Linked DNA regions of Homo sapiens: region 1 is linked to region 2. A link is an interaction called in ENCODE POLR2A ChIA-PET data of the cell type or tissue named here. Cell type or tissue: Caco-2. All regions are shown on one strand. Links, peaks and the distances in the headings refer to the core of each region. The heading gives the core; the rest is flanking DNA. Region 1 overlaps GTSF1 (gametocyte specific factor 1). Region 2 holds the start of HOXC8 (homeobox C8).

The links. ChIA-PET counts read pairs that join two places held together with the same protein. Peaks named below come from ENCODE experiments on the same cell type or tissue, not always from the same donor. Only the 100,000 strongest peaks of a DNase experiment are listed, where the experiment ranks them.
Region 1: POLR2A ChIA-PET joins it to region 2 with 27 read pairs; 3 of 35 experiments call an interaction of 5 or more read pairs at or near these places.

The regions. Positions count from the first base shown.
Region 1 is chr12:54,451,230-54,459,556 of GRCh38, forward strand. GTSF1 (gametocyte specific factor 1) reads right to left here. Exons shown (of 9, transcript NM_144594.3): 8 at 7,860-7,896; 9 at 4,728-4,924. The coding sequence ends at 7,880. The region is part of intron 3 of GPR84-AS1 (GPR84, ZNF385A, ITGA5 and GTSF1 antisense RNA 1); the gene reads left to right. Among named protein-coding and RNA genes, the nearest start is that of GTSF1, 18 kb to the right of the region's middle. In Caco-2, for the core only: no CTCF peak of the experiment used is centred there; no DNase peak of the experiment used is centred there.
Region 2 is chr12:54,003,610-54,011,936 of GRCh38, forward strand. It overlaps HOXC8 (homeobox C8), which reads left to right and starts at 5,376. Exons shown (of 2, transcript NM_022658.4): 1 at 5,376-6,111; 2 at 7,480-8,327. The coding sequence starts at 5,676. The coding sequence ends at 7,772. RefSeq lists a silencer at 2,483-2,552 and an enhancer at 2,783-2,862. In Caco-2, for the core only: a CTCF peak has its summit at 2,516 (motif pointing right); DNase peaks (open chromatin) are centred at 2,562, 3,232 and 5,342; H3K4me3 peaks cover 3,114 bases.

The sequences.
Region 1 (8,327 bases), core at 75-8,074, 450 kb after region 2:
AGAGACAGGGTTTCGCCTTGTTGGCCAAGCTGGTCTCGAACTCCTAACCTCAAGTGATCCACCTGCCTCAGCCTCCCAAAGTGCTGGGATTACAGGCATGAGCCACCACGCCCAGCCCCTTTCAGCTCTATATGGGATACAATAGGTGGATATCAAATTTACATACCTAGTGGGAACCATGTGAATGCTTATTTTTGCAGGGTTTTATAAAGCTAAAACAGACTCCTTTGTCGAAATCTGCAGTTCAACAAAAGGATATCTCAGTGGAGCTTCTAATTTCAAGAACAAGACTTTCAATTCCTTTCAATTTGCATCTCTACTATAAAGATCTACTCTAGAGAAAACTAACACAAGGAGCTAAATCTAAGCCCCAGACCCTGTCCAATGAAAACATATGATTTTCTGTAACTATGCTTGATAACCTAGAAGGAACAGAGTAAAACATGGTGGGCTTCACTTAACTTGGGAATTGGTAAAGCAGAGACAGTAGAACAATAGGGGCGGGGGTCAAGGGGATTCAGGATGCTGGTCTGAGGCAACAACTGAAACAGACAAACTTGAAAAAACTTACTTTATTTCAGTGACAAGTATTTTAATAAAAATTAAGAGGCATGGTTGGGTTCATAAGCAGTGGTTTTCAATAAACCTGATTTCCTCCTTACATATATAAAACAACTAAACTTGTCTTCTATAGGTTTCCTCAAAGTCTCTTACACTATTTTAGTTTCATATAAACCAGTCTTTAAGGTAAATACCAATGCAAATCTGTTGACCAAATAGCTGTTCTTTGGGTTACTGTTTAGGATGCTGTTCTTCCTAGCTACAAACAATCCTATATTTCATTTTTGTCTGACCTGTTAACAAGTTTATGAGTTAAATGAGTTGGATCAGGCAGTGAATTGCTGTGTAAAAGGCAAATGCCCTGTTCATACACAGGTTTGCATTTATCAGACCTTAGTGTGGCTGGAATGGAAAGTCAGCTGAGGGGTAGTATGAGGTAACAGGTTAGTGTGTTTTCAGTGATCTCTGAAGAGGCCAACACTGTAAAGTAGGATGTAAATATGTTCTGAACCTTAACAGTATCAGGAAGACAGTGGTCAAAGGAATGAGCAGTTGTTATAGTATTTTTGCATGAAATTTAGGTAGTTTTTCCTTATTCTACCATTGAACTGGCACATGAAAATGCGTATTTTCCTAGATGTCTAAGGCCAGTCCAGTTTTAATCATTTAAAATACAGTATATAAATTGCTTTAATTTTTACAACTTGCTTCTTTAAAAATGGTAAAAATAAGTATAATATTATCTCCTCAGTTTTTGCCTATTTTGGAGTTTAATATGAATTGTGAAAAGTACAACTAAAGGAATACAAGAATGCCAGTACAGTATATACTGTACATTTTGTCTGAGAGACAAACACAAGCAGCTACTGTTCTGCCTTACCAATGAAAGGGCATTATTTGAAATTAAGTCCAAATACTCTCCTTGTTTAGCTCAGGTACAACTACCAGGAGAGCTAAGCATCACTTATCACCTACATTTGTTTTTTCCTGGTGAGAGCATTTGCAAATCACAATGGCACTTGTAGAACCCCTATGGAGAAAGGCAATCTTCCAAAAAGCAAATCCTCTCCTTGGGTAGAGTGTGGAAACCCTGGAGGAGACTAAAATGCAGGACTCAAAGCTTAGATCTCTCTGGGCTAAGCTTTTGAAATACCTCTGCATTTAACCTTTAACCATAACACTTGACTTTAGCTGAAACTGAGGCAGAATATTCAACTGTTTACCTTCCACTGTTCACATTCCAAAGGAAGGGTATCCTTTGAAAAGGAAGGTCCCAAAGATAAGCAAGCTTTCCCTCCCAAGAACCATTTCTTTTTTTCTTTTTTCCTTTTTCTTTTAGATGGGAGTCTCACTCTGTCACCCAGGCTGGAGTGTAGTGGCATGATCTAGGCTCATTGCAATCTCTGCCTCCCGGGTTCAAGTGATTCTACTTCCTCAGACTCCCAAGTAGCTGGGATTACAGGTGCCCGCCACCACACTTGGCTAATTTTTTTTGTATTTTTAGTATAGACGGGGTTTTGCCATGTTGGCCAGGCTGGTCTCGAACTCCTGACCTCAAGTGATCTACCCGCCTTGGCCTCCCAAAGTGCTGGGATTACAGGTATGAGCCACTGCGTCTGGCCTAAGAACTGTTTCTTTTTACTAGTTTTTGGGGATCTCCAAAAATTTCCTGCCAATTAAATCTAGGTTAGTGAATCCTAGGCCTTAAAAGCTTGTGACCAGACAATTTGGTGGCTTTAATCATTAGTTTACTAAAGAAACAGAACTGGCTGGGCACGGTGGCTCAAGCCTGTAATCCCAGCACTTTGGGAGGCCGAGGTGGGTGGATCATGAGGTCGGGAGATCGAGACCATCCTGGCCAACATGGTGAAACCCTGTCTCTACTAAAAACACAAAAATTAGCCAGGTGTGGTGGCGGGTGCCTGTAGTCCCAGCTATTCGGGAGCCTGAGGCAGAAGAATTGCTTGAACCAGGGAGTTGAAGGTTGCGGTGAGCCAAGATCGCGCCACTGCACTCCAGCCTGGAGACAGAGCAAGACTCCATCTCAAAAAGAAAAAAAAAAAAAAGAAACAGAACTATTTTGTGAGCTAACAAAATCAACACAGGCAGGCATTCTCCTGTAGTGAGTGCTACTCACACTCCAAAAGGTCAGATGTTTTGTGATTATGTCCTAGTAGTCATGAGCAAAGAGATGTCCTCCTAAAATAACAAAATATTTTTCATGAATGATAGATGTTAGCTTACCTTGACCCTTTAAATAGTTAAGAAGCACAAAGTAACTATTTTCTTTTTTTTCCTTTTTTGAGACAGAATCTCGCCCTGTTGCCCAGGCTGGAGTGCAGTGATGCGATCTTGGCTCACTGCAACCTCCAGCTCCTGGGTTCAAGCGATGCTCATGCCTCAGCCTCCTGAGTAGCTGGGACCACAGGCACGCACCCTCATGCTGGCTAACTTTTTGCCATTTTTAGTAGAGATCAGGTTTCATTATGTTGCCAGGCTGGTCTCAAACTCCTGGCCTCAAGTGATCCACCCACCTTGGCCTCCCAAAGTGCTGGGATTACAGGCATAAGACACTGAGCCCCATGAATAAATTAATTTCTATTTAATTCCTTTGTTGAGTTGTATTTGAGTAGCTCTTTGCAATGAAACTCATATTACTTGTTTTTCCTAAACTAGGTAGGAGTTCTAGGTTCTAAGTGCAGTATAGACAGTTTTGTTTTGTCATCACCAAAATAAAATAAAAAAGTGTTTTGTATTTATCAGTAATATGACTTCTTTAAAATAAAGTTGTTGTGAGGTACTGATATACAAACATAAATGACTACCGGAATTAGGGGACATATAGGTGTATTTTTTCCTCCTTAATATACTACCTTTTCCAGGAGAAATAGCCTACTTATTAAGATCACATAGCTGGAAGCAGAAATACTATTGTGCTGGGTCTTATTTTGAACCTGTTTTTAAAGATTGGAGCTAAATGAACAGCTCTGCTTCATTAGGGGGAGAATCCTGTTTTGTGTAAAACTCTTGGAAGGAGGTATTCCACAGGAGTCCACTCCCTCTTTTTAATCTGTCATCTTCAAACCATGCTAGAGAATCTTTTTTGGAAATGTTTCAGTATTCTTCATCCAAGTCCCTATCTATACCAGATCCCAAATGCCTCCCCACCATGCTAGACACTTTTAAAACCAAACCTAACCTGATAAAAACCAAACAAGCTGGGTGCAGTGGCTCATGCCTGTAATCCCAGCACTTTGGGAGGCCAAGGCAGGCGGATCACCTGAGGTCGGGAGTTCGAGACCAGCCTGACCAACATGCAGAAACCCCACCTCTATTAAAAATACAAAATTAGCCGGACATGGTGTCACATGCCTGTAATCCCAGCTACTCAGGAGGCTGAGGCAGGAGAACCACTTGAACCTGGGAGGCAGAGGTTGCAGTGGGCCAAGGTCGCACCATTGCACTCCAGCCTTAGGACCAAGAGTGAAACTCCATCTCAAAAACAAAAAAACAAAAACAAAACTCAAAAATAATCCAAACAAACAAAAAACTGGTCTGGGGAGATTATAAAGTCTCCTTATAAGAATCCACAAGATGCTAGGATAGCCAGAGCTTTGGGTGTTTCAGAAATCTAAGTCGTTACACGCATATCCCAGGGCAGTCAGCAGGGCCTTTACACATTTAAACTCCGAAGCTTAATCAAATTTCACACACAGGTGGAAAGCCCATCTCTTCTCCACAGGTATACTTCCTCCCCTCCATTCCAATCTTAATTCCTACATAATCCACACTTAGATTGACTGCTAGTACAATTTCTAGCTGGAATGTGGGGAGATGAATAAAACTACCCTAGGTTGGATAGGCAGTAAGATGTCCTAAAGACTATAAATAAGAATGGAGTATTTTGCTTTATAAATGTTATCAGTATCTTAGAGAATGGATAAACAGATGCACTGATCAGAAAAAGTCCATTGCTACAAACACTAAAAGGAATTTGGTCCATGTGTGTCAGAGAACACAAATACACAGTTACCTTTTCTAACCCAAGTTTCCTGTCTATTTCAGTTAGATCCTTTAAGAAAACTTTAAATCATTATGGTTCATTAATGTGGAATTGGACATGATCTCTGATCTTGGGGCTGCAGGTACTTGACCAAACTATTAAGCAATCTGTATCAAAGGTTTATTTGGAAGCTTCTGAGTATGAGGGTTCTTGCATTAAATGAGGATTCAAGGGGGGAGGAAAAAAGTGTGCTTGTCAGTTTGGAAAGTCACAGGGAGTTTACCATTCTATAATTAGATTAGGAGGAAAATGAGAACCCACTGGTAGAAGAAGAAGCAACAGTCTTCTAGGGTCTGGCATCTGCAAGTAAATGGAGAAAAAAAAGTTCTTAGTTTTTTTCAATGAAAAAAGCACCAACTACATCTGACAATGGGCCACACAACTATAACCCAATTAAATTATCTTGTTCTGCTGGAGGAATCTGCTGTTGTTGATGGCAGAACACCAAGTACCTTCTGATCTTTAACTCTTTACTACCATTGAGCACAGAGAAACTTGTTAATTGAATTAAAAACATTCTATACAGAAATCAATGTGCACTTCTGTGTCAAGAGTTTTACAAGTGAGGAGAATATCAGGAAATTGATTCATTCATGCAATTCTGGATTAACTCCAATTATCTTGATCTTTTTCTCACATACTGTATTTACTCATTAGTTCAAAAATAGTTTTTAAGCTTTTACAATGTAAATTAGGGGACAAGAATTGGTATGATACTACCTGCTTCTGAGGTACTTATCTAGTAAAAAGTGGAGTTGTTGATAAAAACATAAATAGGATAAAACACATTAAATGCTAAGTGAACAAACCCTTGTCATGTATGTATATTCAAAAACATTTCACTCACACTTAAGTTCCTTAAGGGCATAGTCATATCTTTTATTTCTTTTGTATCCTTCCAAAGAAACTAGAGAATTCTACAACAACAGGCATTGAAAATAATACTTAATGGCCGGGTGTGGTGGCTCCTGCCTGTAATCCTAGCTATTTGGAGGCCAAGGCGGGTGGAACACCTGAGGTCAGGAGTTCGAGACTGGCCTGGCCAACATGGTGAAACACCATCTCTACTAAAAATACAAAAATTAGCCGGGCGTGGTGGCACACACCTGTAATCCCAGCTATTTGGGAGGCTGAGGTAGGAGAATCGCTTGAACCCGGGAGGTGGAGGTTGCAGTGAGCCGAGATTGCGCCACTGCACTCCAGCCTGTGTGACAGGAGCCAGACTCCATCTCAAAAACAAAAAACAAACAAACAAACAAAAACCCAAAACTTCATTTTTATTAAGAGGATAATGTCTGTGGCTGCTTAAGGATTCTTATCTAATCTAATTATTTTTCTGATCCCTCAGGAGTTACACAGAAAAATAAATTTTTAGTGTGTAAGGAGTTTAACCATAAAGAGTTAAGTCCCAAAGGAGAGAAGGGTCTGGTCTTAAGTTATAGACACAGAAATTTCTCCTAGATTTTCATCTTAGAGTAGCCATTTTTACTAGACAGCTATTCATATTGTTTGATCGCCAGACACCTTGTATAGCATATCAGAGAGGAATTCAAAATTCACCATTTATCCAGGTCTGTTCAATGTATGCTTCTCTTCCAACCCCTTTTTTTAGAGACAGGTCTCACTATGTTGCCTAGGCTGGTCTTAAACTCCTGGGCTCAAGCAATCCCCCTGTCTTGGTCTCCCAAAGTGTTGGGATTACAGGTGTGAGCCACTGTGCCCAGCCCTCCCTGCTTTTGTTTAAGACACGAGGTCTCACTATGTTGCTAAGGCTAGAGTACAGTGGCTATTCACAGGCACAGTCATGGTACACTTTATCCTTGATCTCCTGGGCTCAAGTGATCCTCCTGTCTCAGCCTCTCAAGTAGCTGGGATGATAGGTGCATACCACCATACTCAATGTATGCTTTCCTGATGTACCCCAGTGCTGGTGTATCTCTTTTCCTTCTGGGACCAAATCCCATTTTCTGGCTTTCAAATGTATTTAACAATTTGACGTCAGAATCTACTAGGAAAAATGGCTGGTACCTAGAAGCAACTGATAAGTATTATTGTCTATAGCTAAGGGATGTTAACTTTTAGCATCTCTTTTCTGCTTCTTACCAGAAGAAACATCAGTTTTACTACAAAATGAAACTAACTCACAGATTTATCTGTTTCACTGTTCAGAGAGAGTGAACAGACTGGAATGCAAGAGGCCAATTATTCATTAATTCAATGAATATTCACTGAGGGCCTACTAACTGCAAAACAGTTGGGATATAATCCCATTCTCAGCCTTTATAACATTCCCTTTGCCAGAAGCAATGTGTCTGGGCAACCTCAGCCAAGACGACATTTGAAGGATCAAACTTGGCTCTGCCACAGGCACATAGGGTAACCTAAAGGAAAGGCTTCATCTGTGAAAAGTGAGAGAGATTTTGGTCTCTTCACATAGATTTTGTGAGGTTCTGCTAAATCAAATACTCAGATAAGATCGACAGTGTAAAACTCTTAGAAACCCAAAGCTTTTATTTTTTAAATTTTATTTTATTTTTGAGACATAATCTTACTCTGTGGCCCAGACTGGAGTGCAGTGGCATGATCTCGGCTCACTGCAACCTCTGCCTCCCAGTTCAGGCGATTCTCCTGCCTCAGCCTCCCGAGTTGCTGGGATTACAGGCGTGCACCACCACGCCCGGCTAATTTTTGAATTTTTAGTAGAGACAGGGTTTCACCATGTTGGCCAGGCTGGTCTCAAACTCCTGACCTCAAATGGTCTGCCCGCCTTGGTCTCCCCGTGCTGGGATTACAGGCGTGAGCCACTGCACCCGGCCAGAAACCCAAAACTTTTAAGTGCTCATTAAAAAAAGTATGAATTTTTTGATGAGTATTAAACTGTACTGCACAGGGAATGAATTGCAGAGCAGTGAAGCACAGCTCAATGATTAATCTCAGTCCATTAAAAGAGGCATGATAGATCTAGAATGCAACTTTGATAAAAAAAAAAAAGGCAATGTGTACTAATGTTAGAGAAAACAAATTGGCATGTTAACAGAATTCTAATTTAACCAGTAAATGCCTATTCATTAGAGTGTAAAGCCATAACAGAGGCTATATACTTAAAAAACACATGCACACACAAAGCTTTAATTTGGTACCATAATCTGAAAGAAAATTGGACCCAAATTGCTTTATGTCCAGTTAAATCTTGCTACCATCTGAAGAGACAGTGAAATAAAACTGAAACACTTACTTGATGAGATAGGTATTCAGTTACTGTGCATTTCCATCTACAAGTAGAAATATTTCAAAATAAATACACCATGTCAATTGAAATTCACTCCATCCCCTATTCTTACTAAACACAAATGACTTATTCCTGTGTATACTGAATTATAATATAAAAGTAGAAGAATTTAATATTAGTAATCAGATTTCATTCAAGAGCATGGGAAAAGAAAATAGACCTTTACCTACCAAGCCTTTTGACATATAATTTGGTGACTTCATTTTTTGGGAAATGCAAGTATCCAGGGAGAAACGTTTTAAAGTGAATCCTCTAGCCACCTAAAAATTAGCTCAAACAGTAGCACAGACTGAAATCAAGAGAATCTGAATCTAGGGGCAACATTGGAAAAGAAAGTTTGTATTAAGTAAAAATGACAGTATCTTGGGTGTTCTCTATGTGGAAATTTCATTATGACGGTAATATGATACAAAT
Region 2 (8,327 bases), core at 116-8,115:
AGTGCGCGGGAGAGGCACGGCATGAATGGCTTTCCTTGGCTGTAATTAATTGTAATAATTTATGAGTACATGAGATTGGAGGGAAGAGATAGGTGAAGATGAAAGTTGGGTGCTGGGTGAGGGCCCAGGCTGGATTCTTGCCTGGCGGCATTGGTGCTTTGGTGCTTCCAGGGATGGCTGGGAAAGAAGGCTGGGAGGGGGCGTGTGACTAGGAGGAAGGCCAGGCAGGCCTCAGGGAGCAGGACAGGCACTGGGGACTGCAGTGGAAGAAAAAGAAGAAAAACACAGTGAGAGAGAAGAGATGGGACATGGAAGGAGAGAGGAAAGAAAAGAAGGAAGAAAGGAAAGGAAGGAGGGAAGGAGAAAGATGGCAAAGCCAATACAATCAGAATTAGATGTAGTTTCTACTTCTCAATGCAGTCTCAGCTCCTCGATCCCCTTCTCCTAGTTCTTTTCTTCCCAATCTCTGTCTCCCCTACTCTGGTGTTTAGTTTGAATGTTTGTCTGGGGGTGACTGGGTCACGCTGTGCAGCTGCAGCATTTCTGGGGGATGGTGTGCCCAAGGCCCAAGGAAGCTGGCCAGAGATTAGCCAGGAGTGGGGTGCTCCCTGGTGGCCGTGGGACCCCAAGCGCAAAGATGTGGGGATGTGTGTGTAACAGTCCGGTGGGGCTGATCGGCTGTACTGCACCCCAGGGCGCCTTCCTAGAACCAGCAGTTTTAATCTGCTAATCAGAAGCAGACACAAGCTGCCGGGTATGCCTCGGCCCAGCGCCCCCTTTCTCGGAAATCCCCCAATCTGGAAACTGTTAAAATCAGACTGCTTGAAATATAGTCATTTAATATCTCAAGCTGCCCATTCTGCCAAAGGTGCAGGGTGTCGCTCTGAATATTTGGGGAGATACTCCGTGAAAAAAAATAGAGACCCAGCCCATGTGCTGCTCCCCGTAGCATCACCTTACAGGATGGTGAGACACTTGTAGGGACCAGCCCCTTCCCCATCATTTGAATCTCCTACTCTCTCCTTCTATTAAAACTCCAATGTCGGTGGCTGGAGGAGGGTAGGAAGGGGTGAAAATTTTGTTTCGATAATACTGGGGGGCAATCAAGTCGCAACAAGGGACTTCGCAGTCGCTGAAGCACCAGCTCCTCTTTCGAGCTTAGGAGACCGCCTCCCCAATTCCAGAAGCATTGTTTTCTTGGTCCATTTGAAAGGTGTTTTGCCTATAGTTTTTCTCCTTCCTCACACCTCTCTTTGGCCATTTTGCTGTTCTGGAACTCTGACTCCTGTTCCCCACCCAGTGGAGGCCAAGACACCCCTCTCTCCCCTGGTCGGGAGCGCTGGGATGCGGGCTTCTCTCCCAGACCGAGAGCGGCGTTTCCGGGCTTCCACCCCGCCCCTGCTCCCAGGCCCTGTCGCCTCCCCTCAGCGTCCATCAGCGCGGCCTGCTTCCTGCAGCCGGCCTGAGCGGCCTTACTGCGGGCAGGAAGGAGGGCCGCGGGCTTGGAGGACCCTGAGGAAAGCATGGGATGCAGAACAGGCCCACCCGGCCCGGCCCACTGTTCAATCCCAGCCCAGCCTGCAGGTCAGGATTGGAATCATTTTTTATTCGCTATCATTTACGAATTAACAACACAACACGCATCTGGGGAAAGAAATGAAAGCTGGGGGTAGAGAGGGGCTAGCAAACGCCCTCTTCCCCTAATCTTCCCCTCCCACCTCTCCTCTGCTCCTTTGTCAGAATCACAAAACCCTAAAGATTGTTCCACTTGAGAAGGCAGCGGATAGGTACATTTCCGCAGCCCCGAAATGCCACTTTTATGGCGCTGTTTGTCTCCCTGTTCTGGGTTCTCAATGGGGCCGAACAAAACAGCAGCGCGGAGCTGGCTAGACGTCTGGGCTTAATTGTTTTATGGTTTAAATAAGGTGGACACTTTCCTTTGAAATCGGATTATAGGAATGTTTTGTCTATGGCCCACGGAGAACAGGACCTCACTGGCTGAGAGGGAGAGGTGGAGAGCGCGCGCGCGAGAGGGATGGGCTACAAACCAGGGGTCAAACAGCCTGGAGAAGTCCGAGTCCCACCCCAAAGTCCTGCAGGCGGCGGCGGAATAGTCGGTGCGGGGCCAGCATCAGGGTAAGAGGAGGGAGGACTTTAGGGTGCGCGCCGCGGGCAAGCCGTCGTGGGAGCCTCGGAGCGTGCATCCGCGTTCGCGGAGATGTTCCAAGCCCAGAAATGCGCCTGAATGGGGGGAGATCGCGGCAGTTGCTTTGCTTAGAGTCTCTTAATTGGAGAAGGGAGGGTAACAAAAAGAGAAAACAGTGTGGAACCTTTCACAAGGTTTTATTTCAAGAACTTAGAAAACAAAAGAACAGCAGTCCTGGGGCAACTCCCAGGGAATCTCTCTCTTGAGCACCCATCTGGAGGTTCCTTCCTCCCACTTCCCACCTTTGGGGCAAGCCTGGGACCTCTTGTTAGCTTTTTCCCAGCCGGACTGCATTGGACCAAATGGACGCGAGGTGGCGCTGTTGCTCAATGTTAGAGGCGGCGGTGCCCCGGGCCGCCCTGGCCGCACTGACATTTGAGGCCCGGCCCGCAGCCGCTGCAAGAAGGCCCCGCGCCTCGGCCGGCCCGGCCCCACTGGCTCTGAGCAAATCAATCCTCTCACCTGCGAGGTGTAAATAATTCGCGAGTGGCAGCGGGAGATGGGCCCTCGATCTGGCAGCGGGCTCGGAAGGCTCAGGAGGGCAGGCATTAAAAATAATCGCTTTGTGGAGGAGATAAGTGCAAAGCAGGCAGCGCGTAATTAACACAAAAAGGCAGAATGACCCGGACAAACGAACATAAATCCGTGGTACCTATGAGGGCGGTGCAGGCCTCGGGGAGAGGGACAGAGACGGCCTCGGCGAGGATGGCTGCTTTCGGTTCCTTTATTTCCAGGCTCGGGGAGCGAAATAAACCAGATAACGTGTAAAAGAAAGCAAACAAACAAATGAAAGAACGGTGAGGGATCCCCAAAAGGGGAAACCAAGTCCGGCCAGGGGTTGCGGGACTGGTGGGCTCTCCGGGCAGGCGGCGGTGGCGGCACACTCGGGACAGTCGCATTCCAAGACACAAAGCCCCGGAAGAATAGCTCTCTGGCAGGGTTTTCGCTGGACCATAAAATGTCGAAATATCCCCCCACCCCACCCCCTAAATGATAAGGCGCAGGCCCCAGAGCGGATCCAGCCCTCTGGGCCTCCTTTTTCCAGGCTGGGAAGAGAAAGTATTTATGACAGTCTCCAGTGACCCAGATGCTGGGAGCCCAGAGTCCACTCTGTTCATCGCAGCACCCGAAGAGCAGGCTCAGAAAAGGCAGGGCTGGAGCCAAGGCTGAAGCGAGCTGTGGTACGGGTAGAGACGCCCTGTCCTGACCCCTACTGTTCTGGACCCTAGGGAGGCCTGCAGCCCTGGCACAGCCCTCTTCTGACCCTTCCCTCGTGCTGCTCCAATGCCAGAGTTCTGGGTGTCTAAGAGTTTGGGCAGCTCCTGAGATGGGGGTGGGATTCCCCAAATGCAGGGGATCCTGGAGGGAGCTCTTGCTGCCTGCACCAGTGAATCTCCTTTGGGAATTTGACAGAGAGTGGCCATTTCCCCAGCAATTACTTAGATAATAGGGGGACTGGGTTGGGTGGGAGGAGGTGTTCATTCTCTCTAAACCATCCTGCCCTGAACCGCCATTCCTTCTTCCATCTCCAGAGCTGGGCTCCGGATGGGGAAGGAAAAGGTCTGGTTGCCTAACCACCTCCTTCCTCATCCAACCCTGAAACCCCCAGGATGTGGAAGAAAAACAGGTAGCATTTTGCTTTCATAATGCAAAGACCTAAAGATGCATCTGTGTTTGTCAGGCATGTATGCATGTGTGCCTGGGTGTGCACATGTGCGTACAGTGTCTGTGAGGTGGCAGGGATGCTTCCAGGCATGTGTGTGCTAGTTTACACTGAGCATGGACTTGATGTGTCTCAGGGTGAAAAGTAGCACGTACAGTGTGTGTGTGTCCTGAGTGTGCTCTAGGATTTCCTGGGTGTAACAGCCTCACACCCTGGTGAGGGAGAGGACTGGAAAAATAATTCTTACTCATCTTTTTCATTCATATGCACACAGCATGCATGTATTCTCACCTTCTCCCTTTTTCTCTCTGTCTGTGTTAAGCCCAAATCACTGTACACACTTATGGCCAGAGAAGGGTGCTGATGGACTAAGGTTCTTTAATCCATTAGAATTAACTTGAACGTATTCAGTCTTGGGGATGGGGGAACCCTCCAGAGAAAGTGTGGATAAATATTTAAAGAGTGTCTGTTGATAGTTCCCATCCACATCCTGGCCTGGGCAGCCTGCCTGGGGAAGAGGGAGCTGCAGTGAAGCCAGGGGCCCCACCAGGCTGAGCTGGCATTTCCTATGGCATGGGGGTATGTGGGGACAAGTAAGAGGCCTGCTCCAGTCCCCTCCAACTCAGATGCAAATAGTCTCCTAAGAAGAAATGTCCTGAATCAGCCCAGCTAGAAACCAGGGACACACAGCTGCCCTTTCCTTTTAGTCTCCATAAGCAGCTTTGCTCTCAGAGCCCCTAGCCAAGCTTGTGGCCATTGCCTGGGTTTCCTGCTCCATGCAGGGGCTCGTGTCTGAAGGGGCAGTGTGGCCCTGACTGGGTATATGGAGTTTTCCCCAGCCCCACCTCCTCTGACCCTCTCCTCTACCCATAGCAGGTAGCAAGAGAGTCTCCTGGATCTAAGGAAGAAGACAGAACAGCTTCGGACCCTGGGGAGGGGCCAGGGGATGGAGGGTCTGATGCCTGAAGTATTTGGGAGTATGGTGTGCTTGTTCCTCCTCAAAGTCTCCAGACTTAGGGACCCCCTAGGAAGCCCATCTTTTGGGTTAGGGGCCCTGCTCTGGCTTGCAGGTATTCATCCCCTTGGAGGTCTTATACCTGTTGAGGTAACCTGGGTTGACCTGCTGGCTCAGGTATCTCTCTCTCTCTGAGAAGAAGGAAAAGAGAAGCGAGGCTGGGGGCGAGAGGCACCTTCACATCTAAATTCGTACCCTGGAAAACTGGCCCCAGCCATTAGCTGGGGCTGGCTCACCACCCCCCTACACACACCACACACCCCCATCCCTCCCCCTCTCCTCCCCTCCCCTTCCTCCAGGTCCCCCCAGCCCTGTACCCCTCAACCCCCGCCATCTCTCTCTCTCTCTCTCTCTCTCTCTCTCTCTCTCTCTCTCTCTCTCTCTCTCTCTCGCCTGTCTTCATGTCGTGGATTGATGAACGCGAATCGCGTGTAAGCGCCGCCACCGCCGGGAGTCTGAGGAATTCGCCTGGGCTGTTAGAGGAAAGAGCTAAGTGAGAGAGCGCGAGCTCTACCTACCGACAGTGAGGAGCGCCGCCGCCGCCGCCGCCGCCCGCTCGCCGCCCGCCGCCGCCGCCGCCCGCGCCCCAGCCCCGGGAGCTCTGCTGATCCGGCCGAGCTCAGCACCGAGGCGCCCCCCAACCTGCCCAGCCCCCAGCCCACCAGCCCAGCCCAGTCCCGGGGAGCCAGCTGGCCTGGGGTTCGGTCCCGGGGGGAGGGGAGTTTCGGGGGTACTGGGCGGGGTACTCGTGAGCCAGAGGGGAGGGGGCCGCGGGTTTTCATGTACCCAGCATGAGCTCCTACTTCGTCAACCCCCTGTTCTCCAAATACAAAGCCGGCGAGTCCCTGGAACCGGCCTATTACGACTGCCGGTTCCCTCAGAGCGTGGGCAGGAGCCATGCGCTGGTGTACGGGCCCGGCGGCTCGGCGCCCGGCTTCCAGCACGCTTCGCACCACGTTCAAGACTTCTTCCACCACGGCACCTCCGGCATCTCCAACTCAGGCTACCAGCAGAACCCGTGCTCGCTTAGCTGCCACGGAGACGCCTCCAAATTCTATGGCTACGAGGCGCTCCCCAGACAGTCCCTTTATGGGGCTCAGCAAGAGGCGAGCGTGGTGCAATATCCCGACTGTAAATCCTCCGCCAACACTAACAGTAGCGAAGGACAAGGCCACTTAAATCAAAACTCGTCTCCCAGCCTCATGTTTCCATGGATGAGACCCCACGGTGAGAAGCCTTTTCTCTTTCCCCCTTGGTCTCCCGCGCTCCAGGGTTTCCCCCCCTCCCTCGCCTCCTTTTTGTCTGCCCTCGCTTTTTCTCCTGGCTTTGGGGTCTCTCCCGCCCCACCCCCGTGCCTGTGCCTGGGTGGTTTTCTCGAAGTTGGGAAGGCTCCGCTGGGGCGGGGCAGGGAGGGGGTGCCTAGAACATTTAGGGGATTGGGGTGAAGGTGAGAGAAAGCTGGTGTGTGGCCGCAAAGGGTTAAAAATCGTTTTCTCCATCTCTGTCTGTCTGTCTCTCTCTGACTCTCCCACTCCCCATCTCTAAAGTCAAAGTTGGGGAGGTGGCTGGGAATGGTACCCTGAGTACCCTGAGACTGTCAGCCTTTGGAACAAACCAGTTTCTCCAGAGGCAGGGAGCCTGGAGTCCAGGACACTGGCCAGGCTGTCTTGGGGCAAAGGGAGACAGACCCCTGTTGCTCTGCCCTAGCCAGAGTGTGGTGAGACTCTAAGGACAGGCTCTCTGGCTCTCTAGGGCACCCATAACCTCCTCTCAGAGAACCAGCCTGAGGGCCACTACCCCAACTTTTTTATACTTCCCCCAGTTGGGAGAAGACGGGGGAGCCTGAGAGGAGGGGGAAAAAAGAGTGCTCAAAAGGAGAGAGGCCATAGAGATTAGGGGTTCCTGAGGTCCAGAAGACCCTAGCCGCCCCCCCAATCAAGGACTTGTGGGGTCTCCCTGAGACCTGCAGAGTAGCTTAGGTCATGAGCCCCTCCAAGGGTGGCCCCTCATGGCCCAATTTCGAAGTACAGGGGGAAGCGATAAAGCGACAAGTTCCGGCGGGGATGGCCCATGATTTATTTGCTGGTCTCCAGTTAGCAATCAGGCGGAGCGGTGACACATTCCAGCAGATCAATTATTTTTCTTATTGGAAAAGCATTAGGCAGAGAGAGACAAGGAGAGGGCAGTGGGCAGAGCCCCTCTTCTTTACCCCCAGCTTTTTTTCCTTTCTTTTGGAAACAGTCTGTCCCCAGCCTCGCTCACTAAATGCCCTGCTGCACTTGTAAACAAAGCTGCAAAGGCCAGTTCCTAGGATTACAGGCCTGGTGGGGGGGATTCTACAGGGCTCCCCAGCCCCTGAAAGGCCCCAGTTTCCAAACAGACCCTAGCCCCCACCCCCACCCCACCTCCCAAGGTGAAGCCAAACAAAAACAATCCCCCAACTTTTCTGCCCTTGTCTGCCTTCTGCTCTAGCCTTTTCCATAGAGGGGAGGCGAACTGAGGAGATCAGAGAGGGGAGTTTAGAGTAGGAAGAGTGGCAAAGGAAAACCAAGCCCCCATCCAAACGTAACCAGACTGGGGTTTTCTTCTGTCCAGCTCCGGGGAGGCGCAGTGGACGGCAAACTTACAGCCGGTATCAGACCTTGGAACTAGAAAAGGAGTTTCTCTTTAATCCTTATTTGACACGAAAACGTCGGATTGAAGTCTCTCATGCCCTGGGACTGACCGAGAGACAAGTGAAGATCTGGTTCCAGAACCGAAGGATGAAGTGGAAAAAGGAGAACAACAAGGATAAACTGCCGGGAGCCCGAGATGAGGAGAAGGTGGAGGAAGAAGGAAATGAGGAAGAGGAGAAAGAAGAGGAGGAAAAGGAAGAAAACAAGGACTAAGCAAAAAAGAAAGACCCCCCCCCCCTTAGCAACTCCCTTGAAGTTTCGTTTTATGGTAGCAGATAAATTGAGAAGTTTACGACTGTCATTTGCTTTTATAGAGAATAGAATGACACTCACAACTCTAACTACCTGTCAGATACTTGCAGCTCTGGTTTTATTACCTTTGGACTTCCCCCACTCTTTATTTGTTTGGGGGCTGGAGGGGGGAGACGGAGAAACAGTGAAAAGTTCGGACTCTCTGTCTCACTCCTTGCCCCACACACACTTGTCCCTGCCCCCACCCTTCTGAGTCCTTCCTGGATTTTAAGGTCTGAGACCTGGCCTCCGTGCTCCTCGGTCTGTCTCTCACCACACTCCCACCTCCCTGCTTCTCTGGTATTTATTTTAGAGGGGAGCCCCCTCGAAATGCAGAAAAGGACTTGTGGTTTTGTTTTTATGCTAAGGCTAGTGTACTAGATGTACTTTTTCTAAAAAGGAAAGGACAGAAAAAAATGAAGAAAGGAAAGGAAGACAAATGTAAAGAAATAAGGAAAAAAGCAAGGAATATCCCCT